Regions from separate parts of the Homo sapiens genome. Here region 2 is linked to region 1. A link is an interaction called in ENCODE POLR2A ChIA-PET data of the cell type or tissue named here. Cell type or tissue: HepG2. All regions are shown on one strand. Each heading gives the region's core, and the rest is flanking DNA. Links, peaks and the distances in the headings are about the cores only.

What was found. Peaks named below come from ENCODE experiments on the same cell type or tissue, not always from the same donor. Only the 100,000 strongest peaks of a DNase experiment are listed, where the experiment ranks them.
Region 2: POLR2A ChIA-PET joins it to region 1 with 7 read pairs; 1 of 35 experiments calls an interaction of 5 or more read pairs at or near these places.

What each region holds. Positions count from the first base shown.
Region 1 is chr13:21,118,699-21,130,014 of GRCh38, reverse strand. No RefSeq gene overlaps it. Among named protein-coding and RNA genes, the nearest start is that of SAP18, 16 kb to the left of the region's middle. RefSeq lists an enhancer at 1-11. In HepG2, for the core only: no CTCF peak of the experiment used is centred there; a DNase peak (open chromatin) is centred at 4,984.
Region 2 is chr13:21,430,137-21,441,452 of GRCh38, reverse strand. The region is part of intron 1 of ZDHHC20 (zDHHC palmitoyltransferase 20); the gene reads left to right. Among named protein-coding and RNA genes, the nearest start is that of ZDHHC20, 24 kb to the left of the region's middle. In HepG2, for the core only: no CTCF peak of the experiment used is centred there; a DNase peak (open chromatin) is centred at 5,412.

The DNA of each region.
Region 1 (11,316 bases), core at 4,021-6,520:
TCAGAGAGGCCTTTCTCAGCTTTAGTAATGTAGAGTTCTCTCTGCCTCCCTCCTCCATCAGCAATCGCTTGTTTATTTCTCATAGCATCTCTCGTTTCTGATTTATGTGACTTATGTCACCCTCTCTTTATAGAATGTAAACTGCCTGAGGGCAGAGGCTCTGTCTTACCTCTGCATCCCCAGCTCCTAGCCCAGTCCACAGAGCCTACCTAGCACATAGCTAGTGCTCAGTTAATGCCTATTGAATTATATCAATGAACAGTTGGATAAATTACTAGGCTGTTCCCACCAATTAGACCCTAAGGTGTAGGATTTGGAAACCCACTTACTTTTAAGCCAGTGGAACAGAAAAAGGGGTGGCATTGTCTTTTCAGAGAGTTGAAATGTCTCTCATTTTAATCCCTAATTTAAGCATTTGAATGATTAGATGGAAAATGGTTTTCAAACAGACATCTACTTCCTCAAGAGTCTGCAGAGTGTCAGCAACATATTTACCAGAGGCAAGCTGTAGAGGCCTCCTAAAGTGCTGGGATTACACAAGTGAGCCACCGCTCCCAAATAAATGTATAACTGGTATTAAAATATGTGTTACATGGTTAAAGACATTTTAGGGCCAGACGCAGTGGCTCACACATGTAATGCCAGCACTTTGGGAGGTCAAGGTGGGCAGATCACTTGAGGTCAGGAGTTCGAGACCAGCCTGGTCAACATGGCAAAACCCCATCTCTATAAAAAATATGAAAAAGTAGCCAGGCGTGGTGGTGCATGTCTATAGTCCCCACTCCTTGGGAGGCTTAGGTGGGAGGATCACTTAAGTCTAGGAGACTGAAGCTGCTGTGAGCCAGGATTGCACCACTGCACTCCAGCTTGGGTGACAAGATGAGATCCTGGCTTAAAAAAAAAAAATAGATCAGTATCTCTCATGAACACAGAGGCAAAAATCCTCAACAAATATAAGCAAATTGTATCCAACAATGTTGTATTAAAAAACCATAACCAAGTGGGATTTATCCCAGGTATGCAAGGCTGGCTCAATATTTAAAAATCAGCTGATGTTGCTGGGCGTGGTGGTTCACACCTGTAATCCCAGCACTTTGGGAGGCCGAGGTGGGCGGATCACAATGTCAGGAGTTTGAGACCAGCCTGACCAACATGGTGAAACCCTGTCTCTACTAAAAATACAAAACAAAATACAAAAACCCCATCTCCACTAAAAATACAAAAATTAGCCGGGTGTGGTGGCAGGTGCCTGTAATCCCAGCTACTCAGGAGGCTGAGGCAGGAGAATCACTTGAACCCAGGAGGCGGAGGTTGCAATGAGCCAAGATTGGGCCACTGCACTCCAGCCTGGGCAACAGAGCAAGACTCCATCTCAAAAAAATAATAATAATAAAGAAGGAAAATAATATCATATCAATAATATAAAAAAAAGCATTTGACAAAATCAAACGCCCATTCATGATAAAAAAAACTGTCAGCAAACTAGGAATAAAGAGGAACTTCCTCTGCTAGATAAAGAACATCTACAAAAAGCCTACAGCTAACATCATATTCTTAATGGTGAGAAATTAGTCCTCCCCCTAAGATGAGGAACAAGGAAAGGATGTCCCTTCTCACTACTGCTTTTTAATATTGTATTAGAAGTCCTAGCTAATGCAAGATGAGAAAAGAAAAGTAAAGGTAGACAGATTGGGGAGGAAGAATTAAAACTGTTGTACTGGCTGGGCATGGTGGCTTATGCCTGTAATCCCAGAAATTTGGGAGGCTGAGGCAGGCAGATCACTTGAGCCCAGTAGTTTGAGACTAGCCTGGGCAACATAGCAAAACCCTGTCTCTATTTATATAAACTAGTTTAAAAAAAAAAAAAAAGAACTGTTGTAGTTTGCAGGTGACATGATTGTTTATGCAGCTAAATAAAAAACATTGACAATACCAAATGCTGAGGATGTAGAGCAACAGGAAATTTCATTCATTGCTGGTGGAAATGCAAAATGGTACAGCCACTTTGAAAGACAGTTTGGCAGTTTCTTACAGAACTAAACATACTATTATCATACAATTCAGCAATCATGCTCCTTGGTATTTACCCAAATAAACTGGAAACTCGTGCCTATAACCCCAACACTTCGGGAGGCTGAGTCAGAAGGATTGTTTGAGCCCAGGACTTCAAGATCAGCCTGGACAACATAGTAAGACCCTATCTCTACAAAAAAATTTTAAAATTAACTGGGTATGGTAGTGTGCACCTGTGGTCCCAGCTACTTGGGAAGCTAATGTAGGAGGATCACTTGAGCCCAGGAGGTCAAGGCTGCAGTGAGCTATGATTGTGCCACTGCGCTCCAGCCTATGTGACAGAACAAGACCCTGTCTCAGAAAAAAAAAAAAAAAAAGAGAAAGAGAAACACACAGGGCCCTGAAGTGATGCCAAATGAGAAGAGACAGCCTGGAGATCTGGGAGATGGGGCTTGCAGGCAGAAGGTGAGCTCTGGGAAGGGGCTGAGATGGCCCAGGCTGCATGTAGGGAGAATGAAAGCAAGCCAGGCCAGCCACGCGCAGTGGCTCACGCCTGTAATCCCAACACTTTGGGAGGCCGAGGCGGGCAGATCACCTGAGGTCAGGAGTTCGAGACCAGCCTGGCCAACATGGTGAAACCCTGTCTCTACTAAAAATATAAAAAAAATTAGCCAGGCGTGGTGGCGGGCACCTGTAATTCTAGCTACTCAGGAGGCTGAGGCAGAAGAATCACTTGAACCCGAGAGGCAGAGGTTGCAGTGAGCCGAGATTGCGCCATTTCACTCCAGCCTGGGGGACAGAGTGAGACTTTGTCTCAAAAAGGAAAAAAAAAAAAAGAAGCCAGGCCAGGGGCTGGAGCAGGGAGGACAAAGGACAGAAAGGCCAGAGATGTGGGCAGGGGCCAGGTCACCTATCTGAGACCATGACAGGAGTTTGAATTTTATTTTAATTAGAATAAGAGTCATAGCAGTTGGGATTCTTCTTGCAAACATGGAAGGACTCTGGCCAATTTAAGAAAAGGAATGGACTGAAAAAGCAGCTCATAGAACCACCAAGAAGGCTGATCGATTAGGCTTAGAAAAACACACAACCACTCTGTGAGGTTGGGCAGTCAGCAAAACAGGCAGAATCACCTCCCAGAGCTGGTGCAGAGGGCATGCCCCAACCAGAGTGACTATGTTGCCCAGGCTGGTCTGGAACTCCTGGGCTCAAGTGATCCTCCTGCCTTGCCCTCCCAAACTGCTGGGACTACAGGTGTGAGCCACTGTATGGGGCTTCACTCACATTCTTGACAGCCAGATTCAAGTTCTGAAGAATATTTATTTTAATCAACTTTCAAAACTCTTAAGTCCTGATCAACGAAAAGGGAGAAAAAGCAAATAAGTAGGCATGTATTGTATGTGGAAGGTATTTCAAAATGGCCAGCCAGGAGAGAAGACAGTAACTCTAGTGCACACACCATTTCACTCAGGGAAAGTCACAAAAGTCAGCCACAACCCCAGGCTATGAAAGGAGTCAAGGTGGCTGTTACAGGCCAGGTGAACACAACTTTAAATGGCATCAGTTCAAGACCATTACATTGTGGGACTGGAAATAGTTACTAGATTATTTCTGGGAGTAGTAGAAGTAGTGAAGTAGCAATATGAAAACAGTTGAGATGTCCGCCTTATTTAACCCTTAAACCAGAGGTTTTCAATTGTGGCTGCATATTAGAAGCACCTGGGAATCTTAAAACAACAATAACAACAAACAACGGAAACCAACACCTCCAGGGAAAGCCCAGGACCTCAGCTGTTTCGAGGGCTCCCTGGGGTTGGGAATCATTCCCAAAGCTTGGTGCTCACTGACTTGGGAAGGCGAGAGGTTTGAAATTCAAGCAGCCAGGAAATTTCTGTGCAAGGCCTGCCAATGCTTTGGACATCTCTTCATTATTTACAGTTCTGAGTTCAAAGAATTTTTAAGACTTAAAAATTACCAGATCCACACGAGGTCAGGAGATCAAGACCATCCTGGCTCACATGGTGAAACCCCGTCTCTACTAAAAAAATACAAAAAATTAGCTGGGCGTGGTGGCGGGCGCCTGTAGTCCCAGCTACTTGGGAGGCTGAGGCAGGAGAATGGTGTGAACCCGGGAGGCAGAGCTTGCAGTGAGCTGAGATGGCGCCACTGCACTCCAGCCTGGGTGGCAGAGCAAGACTCCATCTCAAAAAAAAAAAAAAAAAAAATTACCGGATCCAAATTTTTGCTTGATCTATTCTGGTGGGTAGTATCACAAGCCTTTATTTTGTTGTTGTTGTTGTTGTTTTACAAATTTACATTTTAATTGCCTTTATTTATTTATTTGAGACGGAGTTTTGCTCTTGTTGCCCAGGCTGGAGTGCAGTGGCTCAATCCTGGCTCACTGCAACCTCTGCCTCCCAGGTTCAAGCGATTATCCTGACTCAGCCTCCCGAGTAGCTGGGACTACAGGCACACACCACCACACCTGGCTAATTTTTGTATTTTTAGTAGAGACAGGGTTTCACCATGTTGTCTAGGCTGGTCTTGAACTCCTGACCTCAGGTGATCCGCCCACCTCGGCCTCTCAAAGTGCTGGGATTACAGGCATGAGCCACTGTGTCCAGCCTGCCTGTCTTTACAAAGAAAAAATAATTAAGCCTTGAGAATTTGTAATAGTTATATTTTTCTTTGTAACCATAATCTTTAGGCTTTTAATAACATCTAGTTTGTAACTCAGCTTAATTTTTTTTCTCTGCTAAGGTATGATGGTAGGGTGTGTAACTGTAAATTTGTAATTTATACTGAGGGTATGAGTTGGGCATGGCAGGGAAGCCGCTGGGACCCTACAGTGGACTATTTGTCATTCTTCAGGACAAAGGGAATGACAGCAGCCAGCGCTTCCTGCCTTGTACTCACACACTGGAGTGTGCTGAAGCGTACTGAGGAGGCAGGGCCGTCTCAGATGCCCCATCCTGCTCCTGACTTCGCAAGCTGCCACTCTGGGCAGTGTGCCAGCACAGGGGGAGCAGACACAAGCTCAGTTGCTCAGCGAGTTATGTGGGCTTTGCAACCATTGGAAACTCCAGAAACCTTAGCTTCACAGCTTGGAGAAAAGGAAAGTTTTGGTTGTCAGCGTACTTAATGGTGGTCCTAAAAAGGCTGCCTGCAGAGAGCACATTTTAGTAGGATTGGGATGGGGCACACCTGGCCTGTGGACCAGGCCCTGAGAAATAGCCTGTCGGGGGGCGGGGGGGGGGGTCAGGAGATTCACAGAAAGAGTGAGTATAATGAAGAGAGCTGAATTCCTGATTAGAAAGAAGTTTTTTGTTGTTGTTGTTGTTTGGTTTTTGGTTTTTTTTGAGATGGAGTCTCGCTCTGTCGCCCAGGCTGGAGTGCAGTGGCGCTATCTCGGCTCACTGCAAGCTCCGCCTCCTGGGTTCACGCCATTCTCCTGCCTCAGCCTCCCGAGTAGCTGGGACTACAGGCGCCCGCCACCATGCCCGGCTAATTTTTCTTTTCTTTTTTTTTTTTTTTTTGTATTTTTAGTAGAGACAGGGTTTCACCGTGGTCTCGATCTCCTGACCTCGTGATCCTCCCGCCTCGGCCTTCCAAAGTGCTGGGATTACAGGCGTGAGCCACCGCGCCCGGCCAGGTTTCTAATGGAGTGTGCTAGACATTAGGGAGCTTTCTCTCCCTCTTTTTATCTTCAGCCACGGTTTATCTCCACTGCCTTCCTCGGAATCCTAGAACTGCATTTCCCAGACCCTCTTGCCTCCAGGGTTCCAGGATTTACATTCTGCCAAGGACCAAGTTTAGGTACTCCTGCATTATTTGAAAGACAAAGGGATGCCGAGGCCGCAAGCAGGGGGCATGTGGGGACCTCAGCACACCTGAGGCCTTGCAGCCACCTCCAGGCACCCGCTGCGAGGCTGCCCCTCCCTGTTGGGCGTTTGAGCATCATGGAGGTTTCTGACCAGGGAACAGGGGGCAGCAATTTCCTAGGTCCCCGTCCCATAGCTGTCATGATGAACCTGGAAACTAACACCTTACTTTCCTGGATTTTTTCATGCTACTTAGCATCTTTCTTCATGCTGTTTTGACAAACTTCCCTGGATTTTTGCTCCTTTAGACCTGCCAGCAGTTTTTACAGTATCTGATTCCGTAATTTAAATCCCTTTCTGCTTAAAATATCTAGAATGGTTTGTTTTTCCAATTGAACACTGCGTGTTTGGTGCCAGAAGTGGCCCCAGGAAACAACTCTCAAATGTGGGTGTCTCAGTCTGTTCAGGCTGCTGTAGCAAAACAGCTTAGACTGCGTAATTTATACACAACAGAATGTCTTGCTCACAGTTCTGGAGGTGGGGAAGTCCAAGATCAAGGAGCCAGGTATTCAGTGTCTGGTGAGGGCCCGTTCCTCTTAGATGGCACCTTCTATGTGTCCTCACATGGCAGAAGGGCAAAAAAGGGCAAACAATAGCCAGGCATGGTGGTGGGTGCCTGTAATCCCAGCTACTCGGGAGGCTGAGGTCTGAGAATTGCTTCAACCCGGGAGGTGAGGTTGCAGTGAGCTGAGATCACGCCACTGCATTCCAGCCGGGTGACAGAGGGAGACAGAGGGAGAGCCAGGTGCAGTGGCTCACTCCTGTAATCCCAGCACTTTGGGAGGTCGAGGCAGACGGATCACCTGAGGTCGGGAGTTCAAGACCAGCCTGACCAACATGGAGGAACCCCGTCTCTACTAAAAATACAAAATTAGCTGGGGGTTGTGGCACATGCCTGTAATCCCAGCTACTCAGGAGGCTGAGGCAGGAGAATCACTTGAACCCAGGAGGCAGAGGTTGCAGTGAGCCGAGATTGCACAATTGCATTCCAGCCTGGGCAACACACCTGTAATCCCAGCACTTTGGGAGGCCGAGGTGGGTGGATCATGAGGTCAGGAGATCAAGACCATCCTGGCCAACATGGTGAAACCCCATCTCTACTAAAAATACAGAAATTAGCTGGGTGTGGTTGGCACATGCTTGTAATCCCAGCTACTTGGGAGGCTAAGGCAGGAGAATCGCTTGAACCTGGGAAGCAGAGGTTGCAGTGAGCAGAGATCACACCACTACACTCCAGCCTGTAACAGAAACAAGGACACTAATCACATTCATGAGGAGTCCATCCTTATGACCTGATCATTTACCAATGATCTCAACTCTCAATACCAACACAGTGGGGACTATTCAACATAGGAATCTGGCAGGGGGCAGGGGACGGGGAGTAGGGGGGAGGGGCGGAGGTTGTGGGGGCGGGGCGGGGAACAAACCCTAAGGCCAAAGCAGTGAGGTTCTGGGGTTGGCTGTCTGAGGTGGTTGGGTTGGAAGGCAGTGGCAAGCTCCTCTTGGTGGAAATGGGATCCTGGAGGGGCATAGCATGCAGTGATCACACAGTGACCTCAATTATTATCTGTGTGTGCCAGGAATAAAGGCAATGCTTTGTGAATGCAGGTGGCCACTGGGAGAGACACAATGGTGGGAATGGTGCCTACTGGGATTGAGGAGGGAGCCTCAGCCTCCCAAAGTGCTGGGATTACAGGCATGAGCCACCGTGCCAGGCCAAATTTTTTTTAAGTATAGGAAAATATCTATAATACAGCTCATAAAATATTATCCATAATGTAAGAAAATGCATAGGAAAAGTGGGAGACATATTCTCTTTTTTTGGACACATATTCTAAGAAAAATATAACATATTGACAAAAGGGCTAATATCTTTTTTTTTGAGACAGTCTTGCTCTGTCACCCAGGCTGGAGTGCAGTGGTGCGATTTCAGCTCACTGCAAGCTCTACTTCCTTGGTTCATGCCATTCTCCTGCCTCAGCCTCCCAAGTAGCTGGGATTAAAGATGGACACCACCATGCCCAGCTAATTTTTTTGTATATTTAGTAGAGACAGGGTTTCACCATGTTAGCCAAACTGGTCTTGAACTCCTGACCTCAGGCAATCCGCCCGCCTTGGCCTCCTAAAGTGTTGGGATTACAGTCATGAGCCACCGCGCCCGGCCAATATCTTTAATATGTAAAGAATTCATAAGAAAAAAACCTCCAACTCCAATGGAAAAAGAAAACAAAAATTGAATTCATCCACTTGATAAATATTTATTGAATACTTCCTGCATTTGAGGCTCTGTTTAGGCTCTGCAGATGTTCAGTAAACAAACGAGAAAAAAACTCTGTCCCAGTGAAGTTTATAGTCATATGAAGAAGACAGGCAATAAAAAGAAGAAAATAAATAAGTGAATAATAGATCATGTTACAAAGCGGCCACGCATGGTGGCTCATACCTGTAATCCCAGCACTTTGGGAGGCCGAGGTGGGCAGATCAGCTGAAGTCAGGAGTTTGAGACCAGCCTGGCCAAAATGGTGAAACCCAATCTCTATTAAAAATTAAAAAACTAGCTGGTGTGGTGGCGCATGCCTGTAATCCCACCTGCTTGGGAGGCTGAGGCACGAGAATCACTTGAATCTGAAAGGCAGAGGTTGCAGTGAGCCAAGATCATACCACTGCACTTCACCCTGGGCAACAGAATGAGATTCTGTCTCAAAAAAAAAAAAAAGAAAAAAAGAAAAAAAAAGATTATATTATGAAGTGATCATTGTGGAAAAGGTAAAGCAGGGTAAGGGGCTTGGAGTGTTTGGGTAGGCATAGATGTTGCATTTTTAAGTGGGGACATTGGCCTGGCATGGTGGCTCACACCTGTTATCCCAGCACTTTGGGATGCTGAGGCAGGTGGATCACTTAAGGTCAGGAGTTCGAGACCAGCCTGGCTAACATGGCAAAACTGTCTTTACTAAAATAAAAAATTAACTGGGTGTGATGCGCATCTGTAGTCCTAGCTACTCAGAAGGCTGAGGTGGGAGGATAACGTGAGCCTGGGAGTTTGAAGTTGCAGAGAGCTATGATCGTGCTACTACACTCCATTCTGGGCGACAGAGCGAATAATCCCACTTCATAAAAATCAATCACCATAAGCAAAGTTAAAAAACAAATGACATGGCTGGGCGTGGTGCATGCCTGTAGTCCCAGCTACTTGGGAGGCTGAGGCAGAGGGGATCACTTGACCCCAGGAGTTCAAGGGTGCAATGAGCCCTGATTGTGCCACATCACTCCTGCTGGATGACAGAGCAAGACCCTGCCTATAAGCAGCAAACAAACGACAAACCAGAAAAAGATACTGGAAACTATGCCACAGACACGGGGCTATTCTAACTTCTTCTTATTATTATTATTTTAATTTCTATTTTTTTAGATTTTTTTGTAGAAACAAGGTTTCACCATGTTGCCCAGGCTGGTCTCGAACTCCTGGGCCCAAGCAATCCTCTCATCTTGGCCTCCCAAAGTGCTGGGATTGCAGGTGTGAGCCAATCTGTCCGGCCCTCTCTGACTTATAAGGAGTTCTTAGAAATAGAAAAGATTAATCCAAATGAAAAATGGGCAACGGACACAGTTTATAGAACAAGAAATGCAAATGGCCCTGGAATCAATGAACGGATGCTCAACCTCTCTCATGTAAGAGAAAAGTAGGCACATTAAAACTTGACGGAAATACTGCTTTCTACCTATTGCATCAGCAAAAACCCAAACGTTGAAGAAACAGGAGCTTTCCTAAGTTGCTGATGAAAATGTAAAATGTTACCACCCCAATAGGGAACACTTTGTCAATGCAGTATTTAATCCAACTTAAAAATATGTTTGACTCTGCAACCCCTTTTCTGAGTACTAATCATTCAGATACACAAACACGTATACAAAAGGCTATGGTTACAAGCTTGACACAACAAAAGACTTTAAACTAAAAAACCCAAATGCTCATCCGTCAGAGTTTGGTTAAATAAACTATGGCCCATTCACAAAAAGGAATATAATGCAGCAGTAAAAAATAATGAGGATATTATCATTGTCCAGGATATACCATTAAATGAACAAAAGCAACGTGCTGAGTATTGTAGACAGAGCGCTACATTTTATTTATAAAACGGGGAGGGGGAGGAGTAAGTAAGCACATTTGCATTGGTTTGTTCATGAATGAACATAGGAAAGGTCCATGAGGAACTAATACAAGTAGAAACCTATAGAGACTGTATACCTTATTTTATGTATGTATATGTATATATACACGTAAATATAATTATTAATATTTTATACTTATTGTACTTATTTTATAAACCTTATATTTACTAATAAAACATTTATTATTAATAAAAATATTTTATTTATTATTAATACAATAAATTATTTAATAATATTAATCATGTAATATATTAATATATAAATAATATATGAAAATACATTTAGTTATATTTTAAAATACTTTTTTTTTTTTTTTGAGATGGAGTCTTGCTCTGTTGCCCAGGCTGGAGTGCAGTGCTATAATCTCAGCTCACTGCAACCTCCGCCTCCTGAGTTCAACTGATTCTCCTGCCCCAGCCTAAAGAGTAGCTGGGATTGCAGGCACACACCATCACGCCTGGCTAATTTTTGTATTTTTAGCAGAGACAGGGTTTTGCTATGTTGGCCAGGCTGATCTCGAACTCCTGACTTCAGGTGATCTGCCTGTCTTGGCCTCCCAAAGTGCTGGGATTACAGGCGTGAGCCACCACACCCGGCCTAAAAATACTATTTTTGAACCATGTAGGCATATTAACCACTCAAGCAAGAAATAAAAACAAAAAATGAAAAAGCAAAGGAATGCTGAGTAAACTGAGATTGTGTTTGAGATTTAGCTTAATTGTTGATAGTTTATGCTCATAAATTATCTCCCCATTTGAAGAGGTCCTGTGTATGGAGGAAAGAAGAGTCCCAGATCACATGGAAGAAACATGAAATTAGAAAAGATAAACCATTGCCTGTGATTGCAAGTCGCAGGACACTTCATCATTCCTTCCTCCTGTACCCACTTTTTTTTTTTTTTTTTTTTTGAGACATGGTCTCATTCTGTCTCCCAGGATGGAGTGCAGTGGCACGATCTCAGCTCACTGTTGGCTCCACCTCCCAGGCTCAGGTGTGTGCCACCATACCTAGCTATTTTTGTATTTTTGTAGAGATGGGACCTCATTATGTTGCCCAGGCTGGTCTACAGCGATCCTCCTGCCTTGGCCTCCCAAAGGGCTGGTATTACAAACATAAGCCACTGCACCCAGCCACCCACAAAATCTTGAATGATGATTTCCTAAATCTTTCAAACTATTCTAATTATTTTTTACCATGTCAGTCTTTCTAGACCAATGCCTGGCACAGAGTTAAGTGGCACTTGCCCAGTGTT
Region 2 (11,316 bases), core at 4,429-6,928, 310 kb before region 1:
GATCGCGCCACTGCACTCCAGCCTGGGCGACAGTGCTAGACTCCGTCTCAAAAAAAAAAAAGAGAGAAAAGAAAATAGAGTGGAAGAGAACTATCCATATCTGGTAACATCAAAAAGAGAAAATACCTTAGAAAAAAAAACAAGAAAAATGTCACATTCACAAGAGGAAAACATTCTTAAAAGACCCAAAATGTGACTTGAACAAATGGAAAGACATTTCATACTTTACGTTCATAGACAGAATAATTCAACATTACAAAGATGCCAGTTCTCCCCCAATTAATGTATAAATGAATTCTAATTCCAGTAAACATTTTTTTGTTTCTGGTGCTAGACAAGTGGATACCAGAGGTCTTATGGAAAAATAAGAAAGAATAAGCAATCAGGAAATCTCTGAAAAATTAAGAGCAATAAGTAGGGGAAATCCCCCAGATTTTAAACCAAAAAGCCTTATAATTAAAACTGTGGGGGCAGGAAGTATATGAGGAACTTTCTACTTTCTGCCCAATTTTGCTGTGAACTTAAAACTACTCTAAAAAATAGTCTCTCTCTCTCTTTTTTTTTTAAACTGTGTGGTCTGGTGCATGGACAGATGTATTGACTAATGGAACAGTATATAATGTCCAGAAATAGACTAATTAAAGAAATTTAGAATATTGTAAAAATAGCACATCAAATTACAGAGGAAAAGATGGGACAATTGGATACATATTTTCTAAGAGTAAAATCAGGTCCATACCTCATGCTATGTTTTAGTATAAAGTACAAATGGATAAAATCTTTCTTTTGTCATATATATATATACACACACACACACACACACTTTTTGTTTGTTTGTTTTTGGACAGAGTTTTGCTGTTGTCACCCAGGCTGGAGTGCAATGGCATGATCTCGGCTCACTGCAACCTCAGCCTCCCGGATTGAAGTGATTCTTGTGCCTCAGCCTCCCAAGTAGCTGGAACTACAGGCGTGTGCCACCATACCTGGCTAATTTTTGTATTTTTAGTAGAGACAGGGTTTCACCATGTTGGCCAAGCTGGTCTCAAACTCCTGACCTCAGGTGATCCACCCGCCTCGGCCTCCCAAAGTGCTGGGATTACAGGTGTTGAGCCACTGCACCTGCCGTATCTTAAATTTTTAACTTTTTATTTTAAAATAATTTGACTTTTGAAAAACAGTACAAACAATAGTCATATAACCTTCACCCACATTTTCTAAGTGTTACTATTTGTCATATGTGCTTTGTCATTCATTCATTCACTCATTCTCTCTCTGAAATGTATGAGAGTAAGTTGTAGAGCTAATGCCCCTTTACCTATGTTTACCTTTATTTCCTAAGAACAAGAACATTGTCTTTTTTTTTTTTTTTTTTTTTTTTTTTTTTCTGAGAAACAGTCTTACTCTGTCGCCCAGGCTGGAGTGCCATGGCGCGATCTTGGCTCACTGAAACCTCTGCCTCCTGGGTTTGAGCAATTCTTGTGCCTCGGCCTGTTGAGTAGCTGGGATTACAGGCGCATGCCACCAAACCTGGCTAATTTTTGTATTTTTAGTAGAGATGGGGTTTCACCATGTTGGCCAGGCTGGTCTTGAACTTGTGACCTCAGGTGATCCACCTGCCTCAGCCTCCCATATTGCTGGTATTACAGGCATGAGCCACCGCGCCTGGGAATTAGAATATTATATAACCAGAGTGCAGTTATTAAAATCAATAAATTAGTATTGATTAAATACTACTCTTTAATCTGTAGGCCTATTCAGACTTCATTTGTCCACTCAGTTCCTTGTTCTGCTCCACAGTTCAGTCTAGGATCACACATTGCAGATGTCATGTCTCTTTAGTGTCCTTATATTTGGAAGAGTTCTTCAGTCTTTATTTCATAATCATGATTTTTTAAGAGTACAGGTTTGTTTTACTTTGTTTTGTTTTGTTTTGAGACAGGGTATCACTCTGTCATCACTCTGTTGCAGTGCAGAGTGCAGGCTGGAGTGCAGTGGTGTGTTCGTGGCTCACTGCAGCCTAGACCTCCTGGGCTCAGGCAATCCTCCTGCCTCAGCCTCTTTAGTAGCTGAGACCACAGGCATATGCCACCATGCCTGGCTAATATTTGAAATTTTTGTAGAAACAGGGTCCCACTATGTTGCCCAAACTGGTCTCAAGTTCCTGGGCTCAAGCGATCCTCTTGCCTCAGCCTCCTTACGTGTTGGGATTACAGGCGTGAGCCACTGCACTCGGCCAAGGTTTATTTTGTAAATGTTCCTCAATTTAGGTTTATTTGATCTTTCCTCATGATTAGATTCAGAGAATTGCAGGCATACCTTGGTGGGAAAATTGCAGGTTTGATTTCATACCACCACAATAAAGCAAATATCAAAATAAAGCAAGTCATACAAGTTTTTGGTTTCCTACTGCATATAAAAGTTACGTTCACCCTATACTGTAGTCTGTTAAGTGTGCAATAGCATTGTGTCTTTAAAAAATACTTTTTGCTAAAAAAATGCTAGCAATTAGCAGTCACCTAAGCCTTCAGCAAGTCTTGATCTTTTTGCTGGTGAAAGGTCTTGCCTCGATGATGATGGCTGCTGACTGATCAGGGAGGTTGTTGCTGAAGGCTGGGGTAGCTGTGGCAATTTCTCAAAACGACAAGAACGAAGTTTGCCGCATCTGTTGACTCTTCCTTTCACAATATTTTTCTGTAGCATGTGATGCTGTTTGACAGCATTTTACTCACAGTAGAACTTCTTTCAGAAATTGGTATCAGTCCTCTCAAACCCTGCTGATACTTTATCAACTAAGTTTATGTAATATTCTAAATGGTTTTTGTCATTTCATCAGTGTTCACAGTATCTTCACCAGGTATAGATGCCATGTCAAAAAAACCATTTTCTTTTCTCTTCCATACAAAGCAACTCCTCGTCTGTTCAAGTTTTATCATGAGGTTGCAGCAATTCCATCACATCTTCAGGCTCTGTTTCTTATTCTACTTCTCTTGCTGTTTTCACCACATCTGCAGTCCCTTCCTCCACTGAAGTCTTGAACTGTTTAGTGTCATCCATGATCTTGGACTGGAATCAGCTTCTTCTGTAGTCCTGTTAATGTTGATATTTTGACCTCCTCCCATGAAAAACGAGTGTTCTTAATGGCATCTAGAAATGATGAATCCTTTCCAGAAGGTGATCAATGTAGTTTGCCTAGATCCATCAGAGGAATCACTGTGGCATCGATAGCCTTATGAAATGTATTTCTTAAATAAATAATAAGGCTTGAAAGTTGAAATGACTCCTTGATCCATGGGCTGCAGAATAGATGTGTTAGCAGGCATAAAAACAACATGAATCTCCTTGTACATCTCCATCAGAGTCCTTGGGTTTCAAAGTGCATTTTCAATGAGCAGTAATATTTTGAAAGGAATCTTTTTTCTGAGCAGTAGGTCTCAACAGTGGGCTTAAAATATTCAATAAAGCCGCTGGGTGCGGTGGCTCACGCCTGTAATCCCAGAATTTTGGGAGGCCGAGGCGGGCAGATCACGAGGTCAGGAGATCGAGACCATCCTGGCTAACATGGTGAAACCCCATCTCTACTAAAAATACAAAAAATTAGCCAGGCGTGGTGGCGGGCGCCTGTAGTCCTACCTACTTAGGAGGCTGAGGCAGGAGAATGGCGTGAACCCGGGAGGTGGAGGTGGCAGTGAGCTGAGATTGTGCCACTGCACTCCAGCCTGGGCGACAGTGTGAGACTCCATCTCAAAAAAAAAAAAAATTCAGTAAAGCATACTGTAAACAGATGTGCTGTCACCCAGGTTTTGTTGTTCCATTTCTAGAGCATAGGCAGAGTGGATTTAGCATAATTCTTCAGAGCCCTAGGGTTTTTGGAACGGTAAATGAGCATTGGCTTCAACTTAAAGTCCCCAGCTACATTGGCTCCTGAGAAGAGTCTCCCTATTCTTTGAAGCTGGACATTGACTTCCTCTCTCTGGCTAGGAAAGTTCTAGGTGACCTCTTCTTCCAATAAAAGACTGTTTCATCTGCAGCGAGCATCTGTTATTTAGTGTAGCCACTGATATGGCGTGGCTCTGTGTCCCCACCCAAATTTCACAGTGTGAAAATGGACTAATATAGCTACCTTCATCAATTATCTCAGCTAGATCTTCTGAATAACTTGCTGCAGCTTTTACATAAAAACTTGCTGCTTCGTCCTGTACTTTTGTGTTATGGAGATGGCTTATTTCCTTAAACCTCATAAATCAACTTCTGCTAGCTTAAGACTTTTTTCCTGCAGCTTTCTCATCTCTCTCAGCCTTCACAAAATTAAAGAGAGTTAGGACTTTGCTCTGAGTTAGGCTTTGGCTTAAGGGAATGTTTGTGGCTGGTTTGGCTCTCTGTCTAGAAAACTCAAACTTTTTTTGTATCAGCCTCATTGCACTTTCTTATTCATCTATTCACTGGAGTAGTACTTTTTTTAAAATTAATTTTTTTTATTATACTTTAAGTTCTAGGGTACACGTACACAACGTGGGCCAAAGTTAGTGCCACTCCACTGGAGTAGTACTTTTAATTTTCTTCAAGAACTTTTCCTTGGCATTCACAACTTGGCTAACTTTGGCCCAAGAGGCCTAGCGTTTATCCTGTCTTGGTTTTTAACATGTCTTTCTCACTAAGCTTAGTCATTTCTAGCTGTTGATCTAAAGTGACAGGTGTGTGACTCTTCCTTTCACCTGAACACTTAGAGGCCATTGTAGGATTATTAATTGGCTTGATTGCAGTATTGTTGTGTCTCCGGAAATAGGGAGGCCCAAGGAGACGGAGAGAGATAGAGGAATGTCTGGTCAGTGGAGTGGTAGAAACACCACATTTATTAAGTTTTCCATCGTATATGGATGCAGTTGGTGGTACTCCAAAACAATTACAATAGTAACGTCACAGATCACTGATCACAGAGCACCAGAGCAGATATTATGATAATGAAAAAGGTTGAAATACTGTGAGAATTAACCAAAATGTGACACGGAGACACAAAGTGAGCACAAAGTGTTGGAAAAATAGCACAGATAGACTTGCTTAATGCAGGGTTGCCACAACCTTCGATTTGTAAAAAACATAATGTCTGCAAAGCACAATAAATCAAAGCACCTTATGAGATGTGCCTATATGTATTTTCAGCAAGAATGTCACAGAAGTAATGCTGTGTCATTATAACATTTTGGGGACCATTAATGTTGATCAACACCCAAGGTAGTGTGTGCTATGTTTCTCCATTCTATAAAGGTACAGTTTTTCTTTGTAATTAATATTCTATTAGACCACCACATCACACGGATTCCTTTTTGAGGAAGGACTTGTTGCTCAGTTTTGGTCAGTGCAGTCAGCAGATAGCTTCCAGCACTTTCTGCATGACTCATATCACCCAAGGTCACACCCTTCCTGGTGCAGCTTGCACACAATGCCTGAGTGAGATGGGGTGGAACTGCCCACTTCAGAGCTCCCTGCCGGTTGCTGAAGCCAGGACTATATTGCAGTGAGATTGCTCCCTTAGCCCAATTATACCTCTTCCCCCTTCCTTTCACATATGCTGGTCCCTAGTAAATACATTGCACCCCAAACTCTGTCTTAGCATCTGATTCCAGAGAACCCAACCTGAGTCATTTCTTATTGGGAGACATTTTGAAACCCTGTGAATAATCTGTTTGTTATTACTTTCACTTACTCCTTTTAGCATCTATTGAGAATTCTTGCTTGAAACAGTTATTACTGTCCTGGTTGCCAAATGGTGGTTTTCTAATTCCATGATTTCTTCTACATTTACTAGTTAGAATTCTACTGTATGGAAGAGATTATCCTTCTCCCATTTACTTATTTATTGATTCACTCACATATATCAGCATGCACCGGCAAATTCTATTTTGTGAATTATAATCTAACACGTATTTTATTGTTCAATTTGTCCCAGATTTGGCCAGTAGGAGCCAGTTTCCATCTTGTTTCTGTGTGCTTTGATGTGTCCTTATTGTTTTTTTAGTACTTCCTTTCTTTCTGGCAATATATTTCAGCATTGTTTGATACTTTTCCTGCCCCTGGAATTGGTCATTTCAACAGGGACCAAGAATGAATATAAAAAATGGAAACATTCAAGCATTAGAAGAAAATATGGGTGGATGATCTTAAGGCAATGAGGAAAGCCTCTAACATCTCAGAATCACCAAGCACAATAGAAAAAACAAACAAACAAAAAAGTAAGCAGATGTTTCACAGGAAAAAAAAAATGAAAATGACACATAAGCATAAGAAAAGATACTGACCCTCACTTATAAGATAAATACGAGGTAAAATTATCCTGCCATACCAAAAGATTGAAAACTTCATTGAGTAGACTGCAGAGAAACAGTCAGTTTCATTCATTGCTGGTAGAAGTATAAAATGGTACAACCCGTATAAAAGGGTTTTTGCAAAAAGCTAAAGACATGGTGGACAGATTTACTTTTGGTTCAGTAATCCCACTGTTAGGAATCTACACTGAAGATAAACTTCCACAAATAAACAACACATGCACAAGGTTATTTATTGCAACATTGTAGTGGCAAAGGATTGGCGACAACACAGATGCCCATCAATAGAAGGCTGATTGTATAACTGGAATATCCACACAACGGAATATTGTGCAATGCTTTAAAAAAAAAAAAAGGATGTCTCTGTGTGCTAATGGGTAGCGATTTCTAGAATTTGTAGGACATTTCACAAGACATCTGGCCTGATCTTTTCAAAAAGTCATCATCATATGGATTTAGGGAAGATGGTGGTAATAGTACATTATTTTTGAGTCACTCCAAATCACTGCATAAAAACAGAACATGAACAGTATCTGTAGCAAAACTAGTTTGCTAGAGAATGACAATGAGCTTCAGACAACCAAATTGACTGCAGAGATACAAATTAAACTCTAATATGAACATTAAATATTTATTTTCTTGTGGACCCAAGACTAAGACTAAATGAGGAATAATGTTTGTAATGGATACTATATGCTTTAACAATTTTGATTCAGCACAACTACTAGAGAATGGAGAGAGAATATATGAAAAAATTATTCAAACTTTTAAGTAATCATATTACTGGCAGTGTTATTGTCATTATCTCGAGATTATTGGGTAAGCAATATGGGGTATTCTAATTCTTCATCCCTTGTGTCCTTGAGAACCAGAATTCTCAATGGAAAAAGGAGATACAAATGTGAGATAGAAGATGTTAAGTAAAAACCCTGTAGACTTTAATTTTAATTGGAAATATCGGTATCAACTTATCAGGTATTTAATCTTCCTTTTAAAATGGTGTGCACGCACACACACAGACACACAGACACACACACACACACACGTAGGAAAGGAAAACAAACCCTGTTGATTACCAGACTAGTCATTTATGTAGAAAATCCCAAAGAAACTGCAAACAAGCTACTAGAACCGAAAAGTGAATTGAGCCAGCATACAAGGTCAATAAAAAAACTAAAACATATTTCTAAATACTATTCTATAGCAATGAGTAATTAAAATTGGAATTTTTAGAAATGCTGTTTATAATAGCATCAAAAACATGAAATATTTTAGGGATAAGTCTAATAAAATATGTGCAAGATTCTGTGTGATAGAGAAAATCTAAAATGGAGAGCTACGCCATGGTCATGGGCTGTAAGACAATATTTCAAAGACATTACTTCTCCCCAAGTTGATCTGTAAGTTCAGCCAGTCAAAATCCAGGCATCAGCCAGCACTGGATCTCCCAGAACAAACAAACAAAAAACAAAACCAGGCAGATTTTTGTTTGTGAATTCCCGCCTCCCACCCCCACCAGATGGAGTCTTGCTCTGTCACCCAGGCTGGAGTGCAGTGGAGTGATCTCGGCTCACTGCAAGCTCCGCCTTCTGGGTTCACGCCATTCTCCTACCTCACCCTCCTGAGTAGCTGGGACTACAGGCACCCGCCACCACGCCCGGCTAATTTTTTGTATTTTTAGTAGAGATGGAGTTTTACTGTGTTAGCCAGGATGGTCTCGATCTCCTGACCTCATGATCCGCCCGCCTCAGCCTCCCAAAGTGCTGGGATTACAGGCATGAGCCACCATGCCTGGCCTTGTTTGAGTATTTTTTTAAGGAAATCAATAAGATGAGTTTAAAATTTACATGGGCCAGACACAATGGCATGCAAGCTGTCTAGCTACTCAGGAGGCCTATAGTCCTAGCTACTTGGGAGGCTGAGACAGACAGACTGCTTGAGCCCAGGAGTTTGAGACAAGCCTGGGCAATACAGCAAAATCCTGTCTCTAAAAAAGGTAAAAATAAGTAAGTATTTATATGGAAATGCAAACCTAAAATAGCCAAAATACTTTTGAAAAATAATAAGTTGGAGGACCCATACTATCTGATTTCAAGATTTACTGAAAGCTATATGTAATCAAGACTGTAGTATCTGAGTAAGAATGGACATATAGACCAGTGGAACAAAATAGAGTTCAGAAATAAACCCTTACACGTATAGTCAGTTGATTCCCATAAGAAAATTCCAGGTTAATTTAATGAAGAACAAATAGTTATTTCAACTAACACTGTAAGAACTATTCACCATTCATATGTAAAAAAATTAACCTCAACCTTTACCTGTACCATATACAAAGTATCAACTTTTTAAAATGGATTACATGGGGGGGCATGGTGGGTCACACCTGTAATCCCAGCACTTTGGGAGGCCATGGTAGGCGGATCAGTTGAGGTCAGGAGTTCAAGACAAGCCTGGCCAACATGGTGAAACCCTATCTTTATTAAAAATACAAAAAAGTTGTCCAGGAGAGATGTCTCATGCCTGTAATCCCAGCACTTTGGGAGGCCGAGGCAGGTGGATCACGAGGTCAGGAGATCCAGACCACCTTGGCTAACATGGTGAAACCCCATCTCTACTAAAAAACACAAAAAAAATTAGTCAGGCATGGTGGTGGGCGCCTGCAGTCCCAGCTACTCAGGAGGCTGAGGCAGGAGAATGGTGTGAACCCAGGAGGCAGAGCTTGTAGTGAGCCGAGATCACGCCACTGCACACCAGCCTGGGCTACAGAGCGAGACTCTGTCTCAAAAAAAAAAAAAAAATTAGTGGGACACTGTGGTGCATGCCTTTAGTCCCAGCTACTTGGGAGGCTGAGGCAGGAAAATGGCTTGAACCAGGAAGCGGAGGTTTTAGTGAGCTGAAATCGCACCACTGCACTCCAGCCTGGGCGACAGAGCGAGATTCTGTCTGAAAAATAATAAAATAAAATATGAAATAAAATGAGAGCAAGACTCTGTCTCAAAAATAATAAAAAATATGAAATGATATAAAATGAAAATGAAATATATTACAGACCTAAATATAAAACCTATAAAACTTCCAGAAGAAAACATATGAGAAACTGTGACTTTCATAGGTTGGCAAAGATTTCCCAGGCATGAATGATAAAAGAAAAAAATTGATAAATTAAATTAAGACTTCATCAAAATTAAGAGTTTGTGCTCTTCAAAAGACACTGTTAAAAATATAAAGAGGCAAGTTATGGCCTAGGAGAAAATATTGGCACACACATATCAAGATTTGTATCCAGAATATATGAAGAACTCATGACTCAATAAGCAATACAGTTAAAAGAGGGGCACCATTGAACATATAACTTCACAAATAAGGGATAGTGATTGTTAAACACATGAAAAGATGCTGTAGTTATTAGAAAAACACAAAAGTGAAATGAAGATACCACTGCATATTTTTTAGAACAGCTAAATTTTAAAAACTGTCAATTCTAAGTATTGGTGAGGATGTGGAGCAACTATAACTCTGATCCATTGTAAGTGGAAGTGCCAAACACTTTGTGCCAAATACAGCCACTTTGAAAACAGTTTGGCTGTTACTGGTAAAGTTAAGCACATATTTAACATTAGACCCAGCAATCCCATTTTTAGATATTAAGTAATGAAAATTGATATTGTTTGGCTGTGTCCCCATCCATATCTCATCTTCAGTTGTACTCCTGTAATTTCCCCTGTGTTGTGGGAGGGACCCAGTGGGATATAATTTGAATCATGGGGGTGGTTTCCCCCATACTGTTCTCGTGGTAGTGAATGAGTCTCAAGAGAGATCTGATGGTTTTATCAGGGGTTTCTGCTTTTGCATCCTCATTTTCTCTTGCCTCCACTGTGTAAAAAGTGCCTTTTTGCCTCCAGCCATAATTCTGAGGCCTCCCCAGCCATGTGGAACTGTGAGTCCAATTAAACCTCTTTTTCTTCCTAGTCTTGGGTATGTCTTTATCACCAGCGTGAAAATGGACTAATACAAAAATATTATGTCCACCCAAAGGCTTGGTGAATACACGAGTAATCATAATAGACAAAAAGGTGAAATCACTCAAATGCCTATGAACTGATTAATGGATAAAGTTGTCATACCTCCATATAACAGAATGCTATTCGGCAGTAAAAGGACAAGCAGGGACTTCCAGTTCTGAGACAAGATGAAATAGAGACTTCTTCCTTTTCTTAGTAAGTACAGCTAAAATCCATGGAAAGTGTGCAGAAAACAAACCTGAGGAGACTCTGAAAGGTATCAAGAAGAAGCCAGATCAGCTAGGGACCTTGCGACCTGAGGAATAACATGGTGGTGTGTTCCCTAGATTTTTTTTTTCTTCATATATGTGCTAGAGAAGCTGTCAACCTGGAAACACCAATGAATACAGACCAAAACAAACCCTAGAAAAGACCAGTTTTATTAGTCAAGCCAGGAAAGGGACAACCTAGTAAGACAGAAAACTTGTAGACAATAACTGCCCTACTCTAGCCAAAAACAATAGACAAACTGTGCTCCATCCCCCACTCTCACCAGCAAAGACTGAGTATTGAGCTTAAGACCTCTCCTGCTTGCCCAGCTGTAACAAGACCCCCCTCCTGTGTCTCTTCCCCAGTATTCCTGCTGGGATAGTATCAGAAAAGGTGAAGCCCTAGTCAGGAGCCTAGATTTTCATTCCCACTGGGCAGTAATGATGTGTCCCTTCCATCCCCCCACCCCAAACAGTAACAAGTTCCCTCTCATGGTGTCAATGGAGGCTATCTGGGAAGCACTAAGGAGGCACCTCTACCCTTCCCAGCCAAGATATGTGTGCAGAAGCCTAGCAGGGAGCTGGGACTTGGACTCCCACCTGATGGCAACAAGGTGGTGCTCCCACATCTCTCACTGCACGGAGTCAGACGAGGCCTGCAAAAACAAATTTAAATAAGATCTAGAGTCTCAGCATAATACTAAAACATTTCAGGATACAATT